Linked DNA regions of Homo sapiens: all the other regions are linked to region 1. A link is a contact called in ENCODE Hi-C or POLR2A ChIA-PET data. All regions are on one chromosome and are shown on one strand. Each heading gives the region's core, a stretch centred on a gene start or an enhancer-like site at or near the end of the contact. The rest is flanking DNA. Distances are from core to core; before and after follow the strand shown. Region 1 holds the start of SLC12A9-AS1 (SLC12A9 antisense RNA 1). Region 2 holds the start of COPS6 (COP9 signalosome subunit 6). Region 3 holds the start of TRAPPC14 (trafficking protein particle complex subunit 14). Region 4 holds the start of GPC2 (glypican 2). Region 5 holds the start of STAG3L5P-PVRIG2P-PILRB (STAG3L5P-PVRIG2P-PILRB readthrough).

Evidence for each region. A loop is a pair of places that touch in the nucleus more often than their neighbours do. ChIA-PET counts read pairs that join two places held with the same protein, here RNA polymerase II (POLR2A). Pooled maps may share reads with other maps.
Region 2: a pooled map shows a loop between it and region 1 (7-fold over the local background). The contact joins the promoter of COPS6 here to the promoter of SLC12A9-AS1 in region 1. A Hi-C loop is called at or near these places in 4 of 50 pooled maps. POLR2A ChIA-PET finds 5 or more read pairs at or near these places in 2 of 52 experiments (activated T-cell and naive thymus-derived CD8-positive, alpha-beta T cell).
Region 3: a loop to region 1 is called in a pooled map, with 4 times the contacts of the local background. The contact joins the promoter of TRAPPC14 here to the promoter of SLC12A9-AS1 in region 1. A Hi-C loop is called at or near these places in 5 of 50 pooled maps. POLR2A ChIA-PET finds 5 or more read pairs at or near these places in 2 of 52 experiments (OCI-LY7 and RWPE1).
Region 4: a loop to region 1 is called in a pooled map, with 4 times the contacts of the local background. The contact joins the promoter of GPC2 here to the promoter of SLC12A9-AS1 in region 1. A Hi-C loop is called at or near these places in 1 of 50 pooled maps. POLR2A ChIA-PET finds 5 or more read pairs at or near these places in 2 of 52 experiments (OCI-LY7 and RWPE1).
Region 5: a pooled map shows a loop between it and region 1 (8-fold over the local background). The contact joins the promoter of STAG3L5P-PVRIG2P-PILRB here to the promoter of SLC12A9-AS1 in region 1. A Hi-C loop is called at or near these places in 2 of 50 pooled maps. POLR2A ChIA-PET finds 5 or more read pairs at or near these places in 2 of 52 experiments (HEK293 and activated T-cell).

What each region holds. Positions count from the first base shown.
Region 1 is chr7:100,851,276-100,854,021 of GRCh38, forward strand. It overlaps SLC12A9-AS1 (SLC12A9 antisense RNA 1), which reads right to left and starts at 1,339. Exons shown (of 2, transcript NR_146550.1): 1 at 1,239-1,339. SLC12A9 (solute carrier family 12 member 9) reads left to right here and starts at 1,438. Exons shown (of 14, transcript NM_020246.4): 1 at 1,438-1,560. RefSeq lists enhancers at 655-854, 925-1,074 and a silencer at 1,365-1,674.
Region 2 is chr7:100,087,549-100,090,294 of GRCh38, forward strand. It overlaps COPS6 (COP9 signalosome subunit 6), which reads left to right and starts at 1,421. Exons shown (of 10, transcript NM_006833.5): 1 at 1,421-1,518; 2 at 1,742-1,867; 3 at 2,067-2,198. The coding sequence starts at 1,443. RefSeq lists enhancers at 1-234, 1,621-2,312, 1,819-2,746 and a silencer at 1,281-1,470.
Region 3 is chr7:100,157,401-100,160,146 of GRCh38, forward strand. TRAPPC14 (trafficking protein particle complex subunit 14) reads right to left here and starts at 1,323. Exons shown (of 11, transcript NM_018275.5): 1 at 689-1,323; 2 at 443-538; 3 at 233-362; 4 at 1-59. The coding sequence starts at 1,099. It overlaps GAL3ST4 (galactose-3-O-sulfotransferase 4), which reads right to left. Exons shown (of 4, transcript NM_024637.5): 4 at 1,844-2,746. The coding sequence ends at 2,528. RefSeq lists silencers at 430-606, 638-787, 818-1,457.
Region 4 is chr7:100,175,955-100,178,700 of GRCh38, forward strand. It overlaps GPC2 (glypican 2), which reads right to left and starts at 1,427. Exons shown (of 10, transcript NM_152742.3): 1 at 1,080-1,427; 2 at 253-411. The coding sequence starts at 1,245. STAG3 (STAG3 cohesin complex component) reads left to right here and starts at 1,964. Exons shown (of 34, transcript NM_001282717.2): 1 at 1,964-2,051. RefSeq lists silencers at 1,389-1,508, 1,689-1,738.
Region 5 is chr7:100,334,650-100,337,395 of GRCh38, forward strand. STAG3L5P-PVRIG2P-PILRB (STAG3L5P-PVRIG2P-PILRB readthrough) reads left to right here and starts at 1,416. Exons shown (of 17, transcript NR_036570.1): 1 at 1,416-1,688. It also overlaps the pseudogene PMS2P1 and the pseudogene STAG3L5P. RefSeq lists enhancers at 518-1,396, 1,085-1,224 and a silencer at 1,715-1,784.

The DNA of each region.
Region 1 (2,746 bases), core at 89-2,588:
GGGCTGCAGTCATTGATGAAGACAAGGTCCAAGGCAAAACCACAGACTAACAAGGTAAGGTGGAGGTTGAGATTTATGGAAGCAGAGTTCAGTGACGGACAGGCCAGGGTATGCCAAGGGAGTGCTTATAACTAACTGACCCTGAAAAAGTTTTTTTTTTTTTTTTGAGACAGAGTCTCGTTCTGTTGCCCTGGCTGGAGTGCAGTGGTGCGATCTCAGCTCACTGCAACCTCTGCCTCCCAGGTTCAAGCGATCCTCCTGCCTCAGCCTCCTAAGTAGCTGGGACTGCAGGCGCATGCTTGAGTTCAGGAGTTCCAGAGAGGCCTGGGCAACATGGCGAAACCCGGTCTCTACAAAATATTTAAAAATTAGCCAGGCGTGGTGTGTGCCTGTGTAGTTCCAGGCACTGCGGAGGCTGAGGCAGGAGGATGCTTGAGCCGGAAATGCAGAGGTTGTAGTGACACGAGATCGCGCCACTGCACTCCAGCCTGTGTAATAGTTCCTGGATCAAAAAAAAAAAAAAAAAAAAAAGGAAATGTATCTGAAACTTTCCAAGCTCCAATTTCCTAATCTGAAAAATTGAAATAGCGGTACCTACCTCACAGAGTGGCTAATTTAATGCAGTGCTATTTGCAAGGGATAATTTATCAAACCTTTAGGCGTTGTTCTAAAGTGCCCATTAAATGCTCACTGAACTCACAGCCTTAGGAGGGAGGTTCGAGTTTATGCCCATTTTACATATGAGGACGCGTTGGCAGGTGGTACTGCTGTTCATGGGATCTGTAAAGAGTGAAGAAGGAGTCTCAGCTCTCAGTAGAGTTCATAGGCTCTAGGATTTCTGCTGGAAGTGAGAACACTGCAGGGAGGCAAGAAAGCGGGCATCAGACGGTGCAAAGCGACCCTGGGCCCAGATCGGCGGCCAATGGCTCCCTCCGGTGGCGGAAGCGAAGAGCGCAGCTGGATCGGGCGCGAAGGGAGGATCCCCGCAGCGGGTGAGGGGCGAGGCTGGGACCCGGTGGAGGTTCTAGGGTTTTGAGAGGTTGGAGGACTAGAACTCCAGAAGTCCCTGAACGAAGTGGGCCGGATTTCCCGTGACGCACCTGGCCCAGGTGTTGCAGCCCCGCCCACCTCCCTGCCGCTTTCCGCCATCCTCACACGCCCCCTTTAGTGGGGTGGCTGCTCACCGCACCTCGGAGCTCGGACTGGGGTCCGGCCCCTGCGGCGACGATTGTTTGTACCTAAGTGAAGGAGGCTCCGAGACCCGCGGCCCACGTCCTGCCGGAGACGCTTGTCTGCAGGGCTGCATTGCATCCCCGGGCGCACGTGGAGCTGGAGCAGCGCAGGCTGGGGAAGAGCAGAGAGGGTCGGGCTTCTCCGGGCGCGCCATGGGGCGGGGCCGAGGACGGGGACCAATAGCGCGCGCGTGCTGGTGGGGGTGGGGACAGGCTCCAGGCCTGGCATCCCGGTAGCCGCAGCTGTCTTTTCCGGCCCCCGTGCACTCTCCGCCCGAGCGGAGCCCCCCGGCTCGCGGGGATCGCCCCCGAGCGCTGCGTCCTGCGGGTGGGTGAGTGAGCGCCTCGCGGCCCCCGAGCTGTGGGGTGCACCTGGCCGGGGAGAAGGATATCTTGGCTCCCTTGCACCCCAACGGGCGCAAAGGGGCAGGAGCCCGGATTGGGGGAGGAGGAGGACCCGGGGACCTTGTGTCGCTCGGTGGGAGCCGGTCTGTGTTTCTGTTTCGCTAGGGTGTGTTTGGGTTGGTAGAGTTTGTGGGGAGGGGTGCCTCGTGTGGATGGGAGGAATCGGGGAGGCTAAGGCGAGGAGGAGGGGGTTTGAGATGGGTTGAGGGAGAGGATTGACGGAGGGTGGGGTTTTGAAAGAGTTGGAAGTTTCTTGTTACCTGTGGGTGCGGTGATTGCATTGGGGGGCTTGGTAGGGGCAGCTCAGGACACCGAAGGAGAGGATGGGGAAGGCTCTCCTGCCCGTAACTTACTTCCCTTTTGGGAGATTTGGTTCCTCTTGCATTGCTAGTTAAGGAAGGAGAGGCTGGAGAAGCCTGTGCCGTCAGAGAACCTTTGCCCCTTTCCAGAACCGGTGCCATCCCTAGTCTCAGGAACATAAGGGAAGGGGTGGCCCCCAGGAGCCGGGAGGGGCCTTGAAACCCCTGCTGACAGGTTTGGGGTACCACTTTTTTGTGGGGCAGTGGCTGGTACCATTTGCAGCCCACGGACTTTTTTGAGTTGCCGGTAAGCAGGGTGTGGGTGCGTTCCTGTTTCCTTGCGGTTGTCTCTTTTTTTTTTTTTATTGACACAGGGTCTCGCTCTGTCACCCAGGCTGGAGTGCAGTGGCATGATCTCGGCTCGCTGCAGCCCTACGCCTCCAGGACTCAAGCGATTCTCGTGTCTCAGCCTCCCAAGTAGCTGTGATTACAGGCATGCACCTTCACGCTTGGCTAATTTTTTTTTTTTTCTTGTGAGACGGAGTCTCACTCTGTCACCCAGGCTGGAGTGCAGTGGTGTGATGTCGGCTCACTGCAACCTCTGCCTCCTGGGTTCAAGGGATTCTCCTGCCTCAGCCTCCCAAGTAGCTGGGACTACAGGCATGAGCCACCATGCCCAGCTACTTTTTGTATTTTTAGTAGAGACGGGGTTTCACCATGTTGACCAGGGTGGTCTCGAACTCCTGACCTCAGGTGATCCACCTGCCTCGTCCTCCCAAAGTGCTGGGATTACAGGCATGAACCACCGAG
Region 2 (2,746 bases), core at 171-2,670, 760 kb before region 1:
ACCATGCCTGGCCTTGTGGAGTTATCTTCTTTCTTTCTTTCTTTCTTTCTTTTTTTTTTTTTTTTGAGATGGAGTCTCACTTTGTCTTGCCCGGGCTGGAGTGCAGTGGCGCGATCGCAGCTCACTGCAGCTTCCACCTCCCGGGTTCAAGCAATTCTCCTGCCTCAGGCTCCTGAGTAGCTGGGATTACAGGCGCCTGCCACCACGCCTGGCTAATTTTTGTATTTTTAGTAGAGATGGGGTTTCACCATGTTGGCTAGGCTCGTCTCAAACTGCTGACCTCAAGTGATTGTCTGGCCTCGGTCTCCCAAAATGCTGGTATTACAGGTGTGAGCCACCATGCCTGGCCTTGTGGGGTTATTTTCGAAAGTCCTTGAGATAATTCCTATCTCAGACATGCAAGCATGAGACCTTCTCCTTGGTGTTCTCATGGCTCCAATTTGTTTGGACCTGACAATGTGATTTTGTCCTGGTATCTGCAACTTTCACAAGATGGAGCAACTAACTCAACACCAGATTCCACCCCTAATTATTCCTTCATTCACTCAAAAAGTATCTAGGCTCCAATGTGTCAGGCACCGTGTTGGTCACAGGGGATACCATGATGAACAAGAGAAGGAACCACAGGCTTTTGAATGGGAAACTAAAGCATGTGAAAAACACACGGAGAGCTGGGTGCGGTGGCTCATGCCTGTAATCCCAGTGCTTTGGGAGGCTGAGGATGGAGGATCTCTTCTGCCCGGGAGTTGGAGACCAGCCTGGACAACCTAGTGAGACCCCCGTCTCTATCAAAATAAAAACAAATAATAAAATTAGCTGGGTGCGGTGGGGTGCGCCTGTAGTCCCAGCTACTCGGGAGGCTGAACTGGGAGGATCACTTGAGCCCAGGAGTTTGAGGGTGCAGTGAGCTGACATCAGGCCACTGCACTCCAGCCTGGGCGACAGAGCGAGACCCTGTCTCAAACAAAACAAAACAAACCACCACCACCACCAGACATGAGGGCCAGTGCAGCTGAAGCCTGAAGATCAAGGGCTAGAAGAGGCCAGGCCGGGGCCAGATCAGGCAGGGCCTTGCAGGTTGTGGTTAGTTGTTTGGATTTTATTGTGAGGGAAATAACACGACATGTCATTCCTTCTGCAACAGCCTTAAGAACTAGGCGTTCTTATCCCAATTTCACAGACGAGGACGATCAAGTCGTTAATTTGTCAAAGGTCACCCGCAGGCGACAGGCGGGGACAGGGTCTGGGAAAACCCGCTAGGCACCGAGGCCCAGAGGGCGTCGGGCGTCCCCGCACCGAGTGCCGCCCGCCGCGACCCGGGAACTGCCTGCTCCCCGGACGCCAGGCCCGCCGCACGCCGCGGGGACACCGAACATGCGCCGCTCGCCTTACGGAAGCCGGGAAGGAAGGGGGCGGGGCCGAGGCTGGCGGGCGCGGGGAAAATGGCGGCGGCGGCGGCGGCGGCTGCAGCTACGAACGGGACCGGAGGAAGCAGCGGGATGGAGGTGGATGCAGCAGGTAACGGGCCGTGCGGGGGTGGCTTCCGGAGACCTCCTTCAGGGGTTCGTTGAGGCCTCCCTGTGCTCCCGGGAGAAGGGAGGAGGGCGGAGCAGCAACATCTTTCCCTGGGATAAGTTACGGGAGGAAAGTGTGGCCCGGGCTCCGCCGTCCCCCACTGCCATCTCCAGGGAAGAACGTGGGGCCCGGACTCTCACCCTCTCTCCTTTCCCTCCACCCTTAGTAGTCCCCAGCGTGATGGCCTGCGGAGTGACTGGGAGTGTTTCCGTCGCTCTCCATCCCCTTGTCATTCTCAACATCTCAGACCACTGGATCCGCATGCGCTCCCAGGAGGGGCGGCCTGTGCAGGGTGAGTGTTGGGCATAGACTCCAGTCTCTTCTCCTTGCTCACCTCCCCCAGGCAGTGGTCTTTTCCCCTTCCTCTACTGGAGCCAATTCCCCCTCCCCCAAATCATCGTTTCCCCAATACATGGTTCCCACTGATCTCAGACCCTCAGGTCATAGAAGTTTCTTTACCCTCACCTTTTCCATGTCATTCTCTTTCCCAGTGATTGGGGCTCTGATTGGCAAGCAGGAGGGCCGAAATATCGAGGTGATGAACTCCTTTGAGCTGCTGTCCCACACCGTGGAAGAGAAGATTATCATTGACAAGGAATATTATTACACCAAGGAGGAGCAGTGTGAGAGTGGAATAGATGTGGGGAAGAGGAGTGGGAGTTAAAAAAAAAATGTACAGGGTGGGGAAGATGGAGAGGGTTGGAAAGAAACAGGAGAGGAGACCAAGAACAGGGGAGAAAAAGTGAAGAGTAGCTGGAGAGATCTCAGAAAAAGAAAACGTTCAGAGTTCTTTCTCAAAAGAAAGCAAAGGATGAGAGGAGACAGGATAGAAGGGAGTAGTTATTCTAAACTGAGCCAGGATTTGAGGAGGGAGGAGAGAAGCTGGTGAAAATACACCAGGAGCTTCACATTGAGGAAGGATGGTTTAAAGAATTACTATGTCAGGCCGGGCTCAGTGACTCATGCCTCTAATCCCAGCACTTTGGGAGGCCGAGGTGGGTGGATCATGAGGTCAGGAGTTCAAGACCAGCCTGGCAAACATAGTGAAACCCCACCTCTACTAAAAATACAAAAATTAGTCTGGCATGGTGGTGCGTGCCTGTAGTCCCAGCTACGCGGGATGCTGAGGCAGGAGAATTGCTTGAACCTGGGAGGCGGAGGTTGTGGTGAG
Region 3 (2,746 bases), core at 73-2,572, 690 kb before region 1:
CACAGTGAACTGCCGGCATCTCAGAACCGGAGGGGGCAGCAGAGTCAGCAGCGTGCTCACTGCGGGAGGGGGTGGGGGCAAGAAGTGATGGTCTGGAGGCTGACCTCACCTCCAACCCAGAATTCTCACCTTCCTCTTCTCAGAGCCCATTAGCCACTTTCCAGTGTGACCCCTCCCCTCTGTCCCCCAATTCCCAGACTCTAGCCCTTTGCCTCTGCGCTGCCCTGCCCACCTTGGGCCTTGAAAGCGCTCTGCTCGCCCCGGAATGTCTCCCCAGGAGATCGGGTCTGCAGCAATCGCAGGTAGCCTTGATCTCTGACCTCTGGTGCCTCAATCTCCCGCTTCCACACAGTCACTACAATCTGTCAAGAGGAAAGACAGATGGCTGAGCCCGGAAAAGGTGTCTGAATTAGGACAATAGCTCCACTCTTGCTCATCTTACCTTGGCCTTAGGTGTCCCTGGGGGCAGTCTATCCAGTGAAACGGTGAGTGGGAAGATGACCTCATCTGTGGACACAATCGGTTCCTCCACAGGCAGCTGGGGTTGGGAAAGGGGTGAAGAGGTCAGGAGCAAGTCAGAGGCAGCCTGCAGCCTTTCCCTTTAAGACCGGCAGTTCATCTGCCTCCTGCCTCAGGCCCCCAGCAAACCGCCCCTCCGTCCTGTGCCAGGTCCCCCAAAGCTCCTCACCGTGGTCGCTCCCCCTGAGGTAGCAGGGCCCGGGCCGTGGGTGAGAAGGGGGCTGCAGCCTCGGAACAAACCCCCACCCCCAGGATCCCCTCCCCCTGGGGGCTCCGAATCCTGGTCGCCGGCGCCGCCGCCCCCCGGCATCCCGCCTCCGGCGCTGACCGAGGCCAGGGCGGCCAGGGCGGTTGCCAGTTCTGCCCAGGCTCCTCTGGAGCCCAAGCCCGGGCCGCCCCCGGTGCCGGACCCCGCACCGCCCCGGCAGCGCAACACCAGCAGAAAACGGACAGTCTCCCCCAAGTACAGATGGTTGCGCCGGGGCAGCGCCCGGTACCGGCCCGGATCCCCTGCCAGCTCCGCGCGCGGCGGCAGCGGCACGGCCGGGAAGTACATCGAGTAGTCGCACTGGGACTCCATGGGGCGGCGAGGACGGCGCGACTGGGAGCCCGGACCGGAGGCCGACCGCCGGCGGGGCCCGCTAGGGTGGGTCCAGAGGGTCCCGACACCTCCGGCTGCTGCGCCCGGCTGGGGCGGCCGGAGAGACCGGCCCGGTCCCGGCACCGGGGCAACGAACCCGAACCGAGACCCGGCAGCGCCGGAACCGGGGTACTGAGCCGAATGACTGGAGAGAAACAGGAAGCGGAAGGGAGGGGGCGTGGCCGCCGAGGCCCCGGAATCTGCGGGTGCCCGGACCGTGGAGGAGGGGGCGGGGTCCCGCTGCTCTGAGGCTGCGAGAATGCAGGCGGGGGCTGCGGCCAGGCTTCTTGGAAAAGAAATGGAAGACCTCGTCGGCCAGGCGGGTTGGCTCACGCCAGTAATCCCAGCACTGTGGGAGGCCGAGGCGGCAGGATCGCTTGAGGCCAGGAGTTCAAGACCACCCTGGCCAACATAGCAAGAACTCCTCTCTGCAAAAAATTTAAAAATTATCCGGGCGCGGTGGCGCGCGCCTGTATTCCCAGCTACTTAGAAGGCCTAGGCAGGAGGATCCTTTGAGCCCAGGAGTTTGAGGCTGAAGTGAGCTATGATTGGGACACTGGACTGCAGCCTAGGTGACAGAGTGAGATCTTGTCTCGGAAAAAAAAAAAAAAACAACCCTTCCAACCCCACTTCTCCCAGGAAGATTCTCCATCCCTCCCCTTTCCACCCTCCATAAATCAAGTAGAAGTTTCAAATTATTTATTCATTCAACAAACATGTCAGAGAGAAATGAACAGTCTAGTAGCAAATATTTCATAGAGAAATGGACGTATCATTCCAACTCACCACGCCCCAAACTTCCTGTGGCTCACTCCATCTTTTGCCCCTCTAGGGAGCTTCGGTGATGTGGATCTGCCTTGGGGCAGGAAAGGGGAAGGGGAGGTCAGGCCTAGTGGCTCACGCCTGTAATGGCAGCACTTTGGGAGGCAGAGTCATGTGGATCACCTGAGGTGAGGAGTTCAAGACCAGCCTAACCAACATGTTGAATCCCTGTCTCTAAAAATATAAAAATTAGCCGGGTATGGTGGCACGTATCTGTAATCCTAGCTACTCTGGAGGCTGAGGCAGGAGAATCGCTTGAACCTGGGAGGCAGAGGTTGCAGTGAGCCGAGATCATGCCACTGCACTCCAGCCTGGGGGACAGAGCAAGACTCCGTTTCAAAAAAAAAAAAAGTTGGGGGGAAAGAACAAAATGAGTGGAGGGTGGAGGAGGGAAGCACTGCTGGGAGCCCAGCGAAGAGGGGGCTTGCATCGGGACAAAGACTCATCCCTTCTGGGAGATGCAGAAATGGCATCTTGCTGCCCCCCACTCATCACATGTGCCCTTCAAACATGGCTGCTCTTCCACCTAAATCTGTAGTCTGATGTTTATGGGGAGAGTGGCCTTGAAGTCTTGAGGGGCAGTGAGACGGTAGGGGGGAACTGCTTGGCATCCAGCTTGTCCTTGTACTGGAGCTCAGGGGTAGCTAGGCGCTCACATTCCTCTTGGTCTTGGGGGCTCAATCCACTCCGAAGTATATAGCCCAAAACCTTAGCTGACCCAAACTGGAAGGGGCGGAACCGGCGATCAGTGATGTATTTGGGGTC
Region 4 (2,746 bases), core at 177-2,676, 680 kb before region 1:
GAACAGGCAGAGGCAGGAGGAGATGGGAGAGAAGAGAAAAGACAAGTGAATCAGAAACTGAGTAACTCTCAGAGATGGGGCAGACAGGGAATGGGGGAGGGCAGGGCCCTGGAGACAGAGTCTGGGGGGTGGGCGGGCTGGGAGGGGATGGAGTCTTCACAGATGGAGTAAGGAGTGGGGACAGGAGCCTTGCTGGGGTCCTAAGCACCGAGAGGAGCTGTGAAGCTGAGTTTGGGGACCCCAGGTCCTCACCATCAAATTTTCTGTGCCTGGCAGCCAGTGTGTGAACCAGAAAGGAGCCGCTGTCCTCCACCAGGCCTCGGAAGGTGGCCTCAGTCTCCCTGATCAGCCTCTGCTCTGTCTCACTGGAACAGCAGGTGTACTCCTGGGGACAGACCCGGAGGTGCTCACCTGGACAGAGGAGACGTGAAGGAATGGTGGGAAGTGATATCCTAAAATCCCTTCCATTTCCCGCCTATCTCTGGGGACTATGCCTTCTCTTCTACCTGCCTGGTCTCTTTTCTATTGTCTGCACCCTCTTCCCTACCTGAACCTATCCCCTACCTTATTGTCTCCTGACCCATCCCAAGTTCACTCCCATTAGCCACGGGATCATCTATTTAACAGCTGCCCTGAGGGCCAAGTCAGTGGTCAGAGTGTCCTCAGGTGACCCTCCCCAATGTCCACACCCCAGACCTCGAGGGACTTGGAGAACAGCTTCTAGGGGATGAAGAATGGGGCTTGGAAGGGTGGGGTTACTTGGTGAGCAATAAAGTATTCTCATAGAAGGGGCTAATAGAAACAGCGAGGAGAACATGGCTGTGAAGAAAGAAACACATAGGGGGTGTTAATTAGGAGGAGGGGATTCCTGGGGTGGGGATGGAGTAAGAGCGCTATTCTTTGCATAGGAGGGTTATTGTGATCCCGGTAAGGAAGTTACAGGAGGAGAACAGACATTACTGTGGGATGAAAAGATTAGTATAACGGTCACTCTGAAAAGGAAGAGAGTTATTGTGAGATGAGGAGGCCCCGCCCCCGCCCCCCACCCCCAATTCTCTAGTCTTCCTCTTTCTCCTCACCTGAGATCAGGGCGGGAGGGATTAGGTTTAAGCTATATCCCCGGGCCCCCAGCACCTGCCGGGTCTCTGCACAACTCCGGGTGACCTTTGCCTCGCTCCCGGGTCCGGGACCAGGACCGGGACACAGAGGCAGCAGCAGAAGCAGGAGAGGTCGCAGCGCGGACATAACTGCAGCCACCCCAGGACGGCAAAGTGGGTCCTAAGGAGGAAAGCAGAGCCTCCCAAACTCGGGAATCCGGTACTCGGCCGCGGGACCGCTCCGCGGGCCAGAGAAAGAGCGCTGCTCCGGAAAACTGAATACCGAGCACGATAGCTGGACCAGGCGGCATCTGCCGAGACAATGGGAGCGGGGAGCCGGACAGGGGGCGGGGCCCGAGGCGGGGCCCCGCCAATAATGGCTCGGAGCCGGCTTCAGGGGCGGGGGCAAGGAAGAAATTAAGCCAATGTAGCGCGGAAGCTCGGCAGGGGGGCGGGACCCGGCTGGCACTCAGGAGGTTGGTGAAATAGGGGCGTGGTCTCCCTCGGGGGCGTGGCGATCCGGCTCAAAAGGCGGGGCCTGGGTGGAACCTAGCCTATGGCAATTGAGAAGCCAGATTAAAGGGGTTACTAGCAGTCTGGTCCAAAACCCGCCCAATGGAGTAGGAGATTGAGGGTAGCGGGGGTGGGACCTGGGTGGGGGCGGGGCTAAAGCGGGCCGCCCGCGTGCCCAAGCCCACGTGAGAGGGCAGGACGCCTGAGAGCTTGAGGCCACACGAGGCTGTGGAGCGGCGTGACTCAAACGTGGCGCGCATCAGCTCGCACACTTCCAAACCTCGCGATAGCTACTGGCCCTGGGCGAGCCGTTGGGATTGCGCTTGCGCACAGCGTGTCTTGTACGTTCCCGCGCTTTTCTGGAATCTTTCGCCCCCGGAAGGGCAGCGGCGGGCGCCTGTGTGGAAGGTGGGGTGGCCAGAGACACCCGAGGGACCTGAGGTGGGGACCTTCCCTGAACCCTGCTCGGCCAGAAGTCACTCTTCCAGGCTCTGACAGGTTTCTCCTTGACCCAAGAATAGGCCCTCTCGCGACCCTCCCGGCCCTGACACTAGGAGCCTTCCCGGGCCGTGCCCCAATGGCCTCCGCCACAGAGCTGGAGAATCCTCTCCCCAGGCCTCCATAGACTGAGAGTCCATTCTCTTAAGCGCTTGGAAGGCTCTTTATCCTGGAGCCGCTTACCCCAGGGGCAGTCGTAGATATTTTTACCTTCTGGAAAAATAGGAAACGCGCACCTGCCTTTCCTCCTTTTGCGTTTCCAGCCCTATTCTCATGGCGCCTCCACCCCCAAATCCTTAAGAGCCTCCTGTTCCATTCCAGGTGGAATCAGGTGCTAGTCCTCTGGAAACGAAAGCCTGGGGTCTTCTTGTATTTTTTTTCTTATTTCTTTCTTTATTTTTTTTATTTCATTTTAAAAAACCTGTAAGTTCCCTTGCAGAGGGCGGTTTATACTTCCGAAGCCTCCAGAGAGGGGTGCGTCTGAAGCTGCCCTGCTGTCTGCCTTGCTTGGCTTTTTTTTTTTTTTCCATTTAATTTTTTTTTTTTAGAGACAGGGCGTTGCTATGTGGCCCAGGCTGATCTTGAATTCCTGGACCCAAGCGATGCTCCCGCTTCGCCCTCCCAAAGTACTGGGATTA
Region 5 (2,746 bases), core at 166-2,665, 520 kb before region 1:
GAAAATGGAAAGAAGTATCTCTAAAAATAAGTTTATTTGGCAACACACTACAGGCTACAGGTCCAGTTCTGATTTTTTTTCTTTTTTTTTTTTGAGATGGAGTCTTGCTGTGTCACCCAGGCTAGACTGCAGTGGTGCAATCTCAGCTCACTGCAACCTCTGTCTCCTGGGTTCCAGCGATTCTCCTGCCTCAGCCTCCCAAGTAGCTAGGATTACAGGCGCCTGCCACCACGCCCAGCTAATTTTTGTATTTTTAGTAGAAATGGGATTTCACCATGTTGGCCAGGCTGGTCGTGAACTCCTGACCTCATGATCCACTTGCCTTGGCCTCCCAAAGTGATGGGATTATAGGTGTGAGCCACCGCACCTGGTCCACTTCAGATATTTAGATACAGACGGCAAATTTATTTAAATGTCTCAATACATTTAAATGTAGTTACCTAAATATATCTAATATATTTAAATGCAGAGAGCAAATTTGCGTTTACAAATCTGACATGGAATTCAACTGTGCTAGCCAAGATTCGGTGTAGCTTACTAGCCAGAAATCACATACCCTAACAGGTAAAAATGCATTGCATTTTTTAAAACTGCGCAGCTATGCAAATTAGGATGTGTCTGGACGCTCTACTGTCCCCAAAATAACCTCAATTTTTTTTTAAAGGCCAGGCACAGTGCATTACGCCTGTAATTCCAGCGCTTTGGGGGGCCAAGGCGGGCGGACTGCTTGAGCTCCGGAGTTCCAGACCAGCTTGGGCAACATAGCTAAATCCCCGTCTCTACAAAAAAATAAAGTAAAAATTAAAAATAAAATAATATAAAAATAAAAATAAAAGGGGAGAGAGAACAGGTAGGAAGGAAATGCATTCAGTCTATAGGGATTTCACGTTCCGGCTTCAAGTCCACGGCCCTGTGATGGGATGTGGGCAGGGCCTGAGACAGGCCGAACCCAACTCTTCACAGGGCCGAATTCTTTGCCCGCAGCCCAGCACCCCGAAGGAGCTTGCCTCGGCTTCAAGGCGCACCTAATGGGCACCGGATCGCTGGGGCGCTGAGGATGCCGCTCCGGGGCCTCCACGAGGCGGCCTCGCCACGCGCCTCGGCCATGTTCCCCCCATTTCCAGGGAGGTTGGACGCCGTGGTTCTTAAAGAGGGCGCGCGAGAGGGGCGACCGCGAGCCCAGCTCACCTCGAGCTCTCAGCTCGCTCCAAGGATGCAACACCGGATCCGCCTCGGGGACTGGGAAAGTTCCCTCCACGGCTCCCACAGGCGCCCCGCCTCCTGGGCTCCCAACGGCTGCTTTCGACGTTGTGCTCCACCCTTTCCGGGCGGGGCGGAAAAAATACTTCCCGTCTCTCCTTTTCGCCTAGTGGCTCTGTCAAAGGTCGAGTCCGTGACGTCAAAGAGCCTGGACCAATCAGAGCACACCGGACTGCGTTTTTTCCGAACGCCAGCAGCAGGGTCAGAAGGGAGGTAGTCGCCCTCCGTCGTGGCCTGGCGTGGATTCCGAGCGTTGGTGTCTGGCGGTTTCCGACCGTTGGTGTCTGGCACGCGCCACCCCGATGTACCAGGTAAAGCCCTATCACGGGGTCGGCGCCCCTCTCCGTGTGGAGCCCACCTGCATGTACTGGCTCCCCAACATGCACGGCAGGAGCGGCGGCCCAGCACTCGGCACTGGCCACTTGCAGGTAGGAGCGCGGGGCCCCCCCGCCCACTGCGCACGCGCGGCGGCCCGTTGCTGGCCCAGGTGCCCCTAGGCCGGATAGAGTGCGTCCCAACCGATTCGCGGCCCCACCCCGGCATCTGTGCCGGCCGGCCAGGGGGTCACCCAGATTTTTATGTTTTAAAAGATTTATTCAGGCCGGGCGCCGTGGCTCACGCCTGTAATCCCGGCACTTTGGGAGGCCGAGGCGGGCGGATCACCTGAGATCAAGAGTTCGAGACCAGTCTGGCCAACATGGTGAAACCTCGTCTCTACTAAAAATGCAAAAATTAGCCGGGCATGTGTCGGGCGCCTGTAATCCCAGCTACTCGGGAGGCTGAGGCAGGAGAATGGTTTGAACCCTGGAGGCGGAGCTTGCAGTGAGCTGAGATCGAGCCATTGCACTCGAGCCTGGGCAGCAAGAGTGAAACTCCGTCTCAAAAAAAAAATTATTATATATATATATATTTTTATATATGTTAAATATACCTTTATTATGCGTATTATACATATTGTATATTATGTGTAATATATAACATGATATATTATAAAATATATATTATATATATATATATCTTTCCTGGTCGAGCGCGGTGGTTCACGCCTGGAATCTCAGCGCTTTGGGAGACCGAAGCGGGAGGATTGCTTGAGCCCGGAGAGTTTGAGACCACCCTGAGCAACATAGCAAGACCCTTGTCTCTATGTTTTTTTTTTTTTTTGAGTTGGAGTCTTGCTCTGTCGCCCAGGCTGGAATGCAGTGGCCTGATCTCGGCTCACTGCAAGCTCCACCTCCCGGGTTCACGCCATTCTCCTGCCTCAGCCTCCCCAGTAGATGGGACTACAGGCGCCCGCCACCATGCCTGGCTAACTTTTTTTTGTATTTTTAGTAGAGACATGGTTTCACCGTGTTAGCCAGGATGGTCTCGATCTCCTGACCTCGTGATTCGCCTGCCTCGGCCTCCCAAATTGCTGGGATTACAGGCGTGAGCCACCACGCCCAGCTGCCTTGTCTCTATTTTTTAAATGTTTTAATTAAAATAAAAA